2 separate regions of the Mus musculus genome follow, and region 2 is linked to region 1. A link is a loop called in an ENCODE intact Hi-C map of the cell type or tissue named here. Cell type or tissue: left cerebral cortex. All regions are shown on one strand.

The links. Peaks named below come from ENCODE experiments on the same cell type or tissue, not always from the same donor. Only the 100,000 strongest peaks of a DNase experiment are listed, where the experiment ranks them.
Region 2: a loop joins it to region 1, with 2.7 times the contacts of the local background. A loop is called at or near these places in 2 of 42 quality-filtered maps.

What each region holds. Positions count from the first base shown.
Region 1 is chr3:84,154,786-84,157,285 of GRCm38, forward strand. It overlaps Mnd1 (meiotic nuclear divisions 1), which reads right to left and starts at 1,001. Exons shown (of 8, transcript NM_029797.3): 1 at 877-1,001. The coding sequence starts at 879. In left cerebral cortex, a CTCF peak has its summit at 970 (motif pointing left); a DNase peak (open chromatin) is centred at 1,016; H3K4me3 peaks cover 1,102 bases.
Region 2 is chr3:83,914,994-83,917,493 of GRCm38, forward strand. All of the region lies in intron 26 of Tmem131l (transmembrane 131 like), which reads right to left. Among named protein-coding and RNA genes, the nearest start is that of Tlr2, 75 kb to the left of the region's middle. In left cerebral cortex, a CTCF peak has its summit at 964 (motif pointing right); DNase peaks (open chromatin) are centred at 355, 961 and 2,265.

The DNA of each region.
Region 1 (2,500 bases):
ACCAAACACTGGTAACACTGTTGTTTTGAATCTGGTCCTGGGCTCCTTGGGCCATTGCATGCCCAGGTGGCCCGTCTGTTAGTTTAACCACAAAGAAGCCGTTATCAGTTATAATTACAGCTGGGCAATTTTTTTTTTTTCAAATAAATGCCCAACGACCTGATCCTTGTCCACCCTGTGTGACGACCAAAATTAACTAAATTAAGATATTAAAATCTGGGGTCACTCTAGCGACTCGTTGATACTCTGTCGCCAAAAGTGGAAAGAATGACACAAAACTTTGAAGGTAGTTGAAAAAAAAAAACGATCCAAAGGGCAGAGAGTCATTAAGTCCGAATAGACAACGGCGATTGGTAGTAAACCAGGATTGGCCCGCAGAGAGCAGGGTGGGGTGGGGGGTGGGGGAGGCTGGGGTGGGGGGTGGGGCGTCCTACCCTGCCCTTAAAGGCGGGGGTGCGGGGTGGGGTGGGGGTGTCACTGCCATGATCTAAAGGCGGAGTGATCTGGGCGGCTCCTGTTAGCATACTAAGTACAGTGGTGGGGTGCAGCTGAAAAAGGGGAGCGCCGTGCCAAGCAAGTAAAAGGCCCCGGGTTCTAATTCCAGGAGAACCGAAGGGCACTGAACACTTCAGTGGCCAACTCCGCAGCGCGTGCGCCCTGGGGTTCTCGGTCGGGAGCCGCGGATCGGTCCAACTTGCGGGGCTTCTGGATTCGGTTCTAGAACGCTCCGGTTCGGAACCAGGGCGGCGCAGGCCGCCATCAGGGCTCGGGCGCAGCAGTGGGCGCGGGGCCAACCTCACAAGGCCTGGCCAGGCACAACCCCTGCTGCCGCGGCCCCGAAGCCCAGAGGTGCGCGCGTCGGAGCCTCGCTCTTACCATGCTGCGCGAGGCGGCCTCCCTGTTTGAGTCTGGCGCCAACAACCGCGTGGGGTGGGAAGGACCGGAGGAAGTGCAGGGGAGATGCAACGACCCCTGGCGGCCCTGGTAGGACTGCGGGACCCGAGGGAGGAGCCGAGCCTGGGCGGGGCTTGAGAAGATGGGCAGGGCGGTGAGGGGCGCGGCCTGAAATAATGGGCAGGTCCAGTAGGGGAGGAGCCTGAGATGGGCAGGGCCGGACTGAGACCAGATGGACCAGTCTGGGTTGGGCAGCCTGTAGGCAGAAAGGAAAAGTTGGGGCCTGGCGTGGGAGCTGGAGCAGGGAAGGCTTCTGTTCCCTTCCCGTGCCTCTGGGGTTGCAGAGTTGCTTACTACTTAAGTGTTCAATGTAGCTTTTAGTTTTCTTTTTAAAAGGCAACTTTTGAGTCTTCGCTTTTAAGTGTGTTCTTTTAGCTTAAAAAAAAAAATATGGGGCTTTGGCTGCAAGAAACGAGTACATTTAGAAAAGAAATTCTTTTTCTATTTTATTTTATTTTTGTCTTATTTAATTTTATTATTTGGCTTTTTTGGGACAAGGTTTCTCCGTGTAGCCTTGGCTGCCCTGGAGCTCTCTCTGTAAACCAAGCTGGCCTCGAACTCAGTGATTTGCTTGCTGCTGCTCCCTAAATGCTGGGATTAAAGGCGAGCACCAACCTCTAGCCTTAAAAAGTCCTCTGATACAGAGCGGTGAGAGTGTACAGAGTAGTGCAGGTGTTCTGCATTACAAATGAAACGTAAATATTCTAGTGCTGCTGACTGTCAGACCTTAATAAAGAGTATGTGGGAGCTTTCTAAATTATTTCTTGCAACTACTAGTGAATCTGTCTCTCAAAGTTTCACTAAAACCTTTATTTTATAAGATAGGATAAACGTGATTAGCAAAAATCATCCAAAGCATTTACAAAGGAGAGCAATAGTCGGGGATGGGGGTGAGTATGTATCCAAACCTGCTTGCCATGCTCATACCCTGACAACAGGCATATAGCAGAGATGTTCCTGTCAATTATGTGACACAGAGTTTTCATCACATCCACTTTATTAACGCTTTTCTAGAGTTCTTAATTTGCTCTTTATCACAGTTACTTTTTTAAGTTTTTTTTTCAATCCTAGGTTTTCAGGACAGGGCTTCCTGACAGCAAGTCTCTCTCTCTCTCTCTCTCTCTCTCTCTCTCTCTCTCTCTCTCTCTCTCTCTCTCTCCCTTCCCCCTCCTCCTCTTCCTATGTTATTATTATTATTACAATAAAAATAAGTTTATCCAATCAAGTAACAACTATACAAATGCAAGCAATTTTAGTCATTTTCTTTTTGGTCAACCTATATTAGACCTGAAATCTTTACTGAAAGTTCCCAGGTGATGGTGAAGTGTGGTTGGTTGCTCATCTATGCACATAATTTATGTGTTTTAAAGACTGAGGTCAAAGCACAGAGTCAGTCAAATACTTGAGCAAAAAGTCAACCAATTAGAGCTTCTGTTGTACGGTGAACAGACCAGCTGAGAAGTAAAATGAGCTGTGTCAGTCCCTAGAGGCGTGTGGGCTTATGGAAAGAAACAATCTGAGTGCTGTGTGCTCAGCAGGGTGGGTT
Region 2 (2,500 bases), 240 kb before region 1:
CTAGATAAAATAAAAAGATAACACAACTGTTTCCACCCAGAAGTAGTCCTGGATCCAAGTCCCATCACCCAAATCAACAACAACACCCCCAAACCAAACACCCTTGCTCATCTATCACATGTCCAATATTTTGCTAACTGGCCTAGGGGTATAGCTCAGAGGTAGGGCATGAGCTTATTAGCATGTGGGGGCCTTGAACCCAACAACAGAAGATTGTTGACACAAATGATGCTTCAGGGAGAATGAGGCCAGCTCATTCAACTGCCACCCAGGAGAAAGTCACCTGGAGTCACCCTCCTGGAAGGCAGCCTGACAATGAGGAAGCTGAACCAGTCAGTCCTGCCTGCAGCCATCACGGTGAGTCAGAACGAATCATTCATCACAGAGTTATTTATGAAGTGAAGAGGAGAGGCAGCCTGCAGAAGGAGGATGGAGTAGCATCTTCCCACTCAATACTCAACCACATGAGAAAATCAGGATTACAACTTCCATATACACGCAGTAATAGTTACTCTTAACTATCTTACACTAAAAAAAAGCTAAAGATCTCATTCAAAAAACATTACATTTTAGATACATAATACATCTCTCCCCCCTTTCCTTTTAATGTTTCTGTGATCAAAATTGCTTTTCTAAAACAAACAAACAAACAAAGCATTTAAGAGAAAATAAAAACCCAGAGCTAAGGCTTAGTCTATGGCTTCCAAGCCAGGTCTTCACCCTCCTTGTCAACAGAGAGAGCTAGTTGTCTGTGCACAACAGATTTATAGAAGCTATGAAGTCAGGCACTAAGAATGAGCAAGAAAAAAACCCTGCAAACTGCATGCACACAGTGCTCACCGAGGGCTGCTCCCTGAGTGACTCTCTCTAATGGACAGTGTGGTGCAGAAAGCTTCCACTGACCTGAAGGAACAAACCCACGGAATCAGGACACAAACACCGAGGCAATGACCAAGGTCAGCCACATGATGGCACCAGAATATCTACCTTGCAACCAAGGGCACATCCTTGGGTCCCAAAGTCCATTCTGAATTCCCCAAATCTTTGGTCCTGCAGTCTGCTAAGCAAGCTGCCAACACTGCGTGCAGATGGCTGAAAGCTGCACAGACCCAGAGTGTATGCAGGCACAGGACTGATCAGGGGCCAGTGAAGTCCTCAAATGATTTGATGGTTGAGATGAATGGGAGAAAATATCAAACCAAAACAAAAAACAAAAAAACCTCATAATGAAGGGGCAGCATACACAAGGCTCATCTGGCCCAAGGCTCATCTGGCACGGTGTAGGGTTCTGGTACATGTGTGTGGCAGAGGGAGCCAGCAGCATCACCTCTGCCTCTCAGGGCGACATGAGACCACAGGAACCTTGGCGTCATTGGCTCCATACTCAACTCCAAAACGTGGTTTCTGCGTCCCTTCCTGCATCTGTTCCTCTGCCTCGCATGCACCCCTACATCACCCAGTACTTAGATTCAGGCCACACCTTTGCTCATGCCGTAGAGAAAGTGTGACTGCAGACCTTGATTGTCACTCTGACCTACGTCTGGGATCAACTGAAGCCACAGAAGTTGGGCACACCTGTGAGGGATTTTCTTGATTGGATCACGTTAGGTAGCATCCCCTAAATCTGGGCCCTGCGATGACAGCCCACATAAAAGGACACGGGGAGAGGAAGCTCTTGCTCTCAATCTTGCTGCTGAATTCGTCTATTCAGACGCTATGCCCGGTATTAAATTCAACTCCTTCAGGATTCCAACACAGACTGAAAACCAGCAGCTGTCAAGGAGTCCTCTGGGACCCCAGCACTAGATTGGGACAGCAGGGATATTCACTCTCATGGACTAAACAACTCCAGGATTCTCAGACTGCACTGTGACACAGCCCTTGTTGGACTATATAGACCACATCTGGTAAGTCAGTCTAAATATAAACATATACTATATATGTGTATACATATGCATGCATGTGTATATATTCATATCCTCATTTTATCAGTTCATATATATTCATAATACATATATGTATACATACATAATGCATATGTGCATATGTATATAGAGAACTCTGAGTAATAAAGTCAGGCTACTACAGGTCCAGCTCCATAGAGGTAACCCCTATTCCTAACTCCTGCCTGGCAGTCCCAATATGGAGAGCTCAAGAGCCTTCCTGCCCATGTTTCCCTGTGGGTGCCTGCCTTTCAACCAGATGGGCTCCCTAGACACTCCCAGCTGTCGGCCCTGTTGGGTCCTTTTGGAGATTCTGCAGTGCTTGCTGCCTGCCTTCTTTGACCTTTCTGTGTGCTATGCTTGTACAAGATGCTACTCCCTCCAGGGCTTTCCAGAACCCTGTAGGCCAGCCTTAGTCTTGCTGCTTGATTACATCCACGTTCCTGTGCCTTTATAAATCCACTGTGAAATGTCTATGGTTTACATATTTACAGTACTTCCATTTAATTTAAGCAAGAGTCATGCTTCTTATGTAAGGTTGAACAGCCTGGAATATA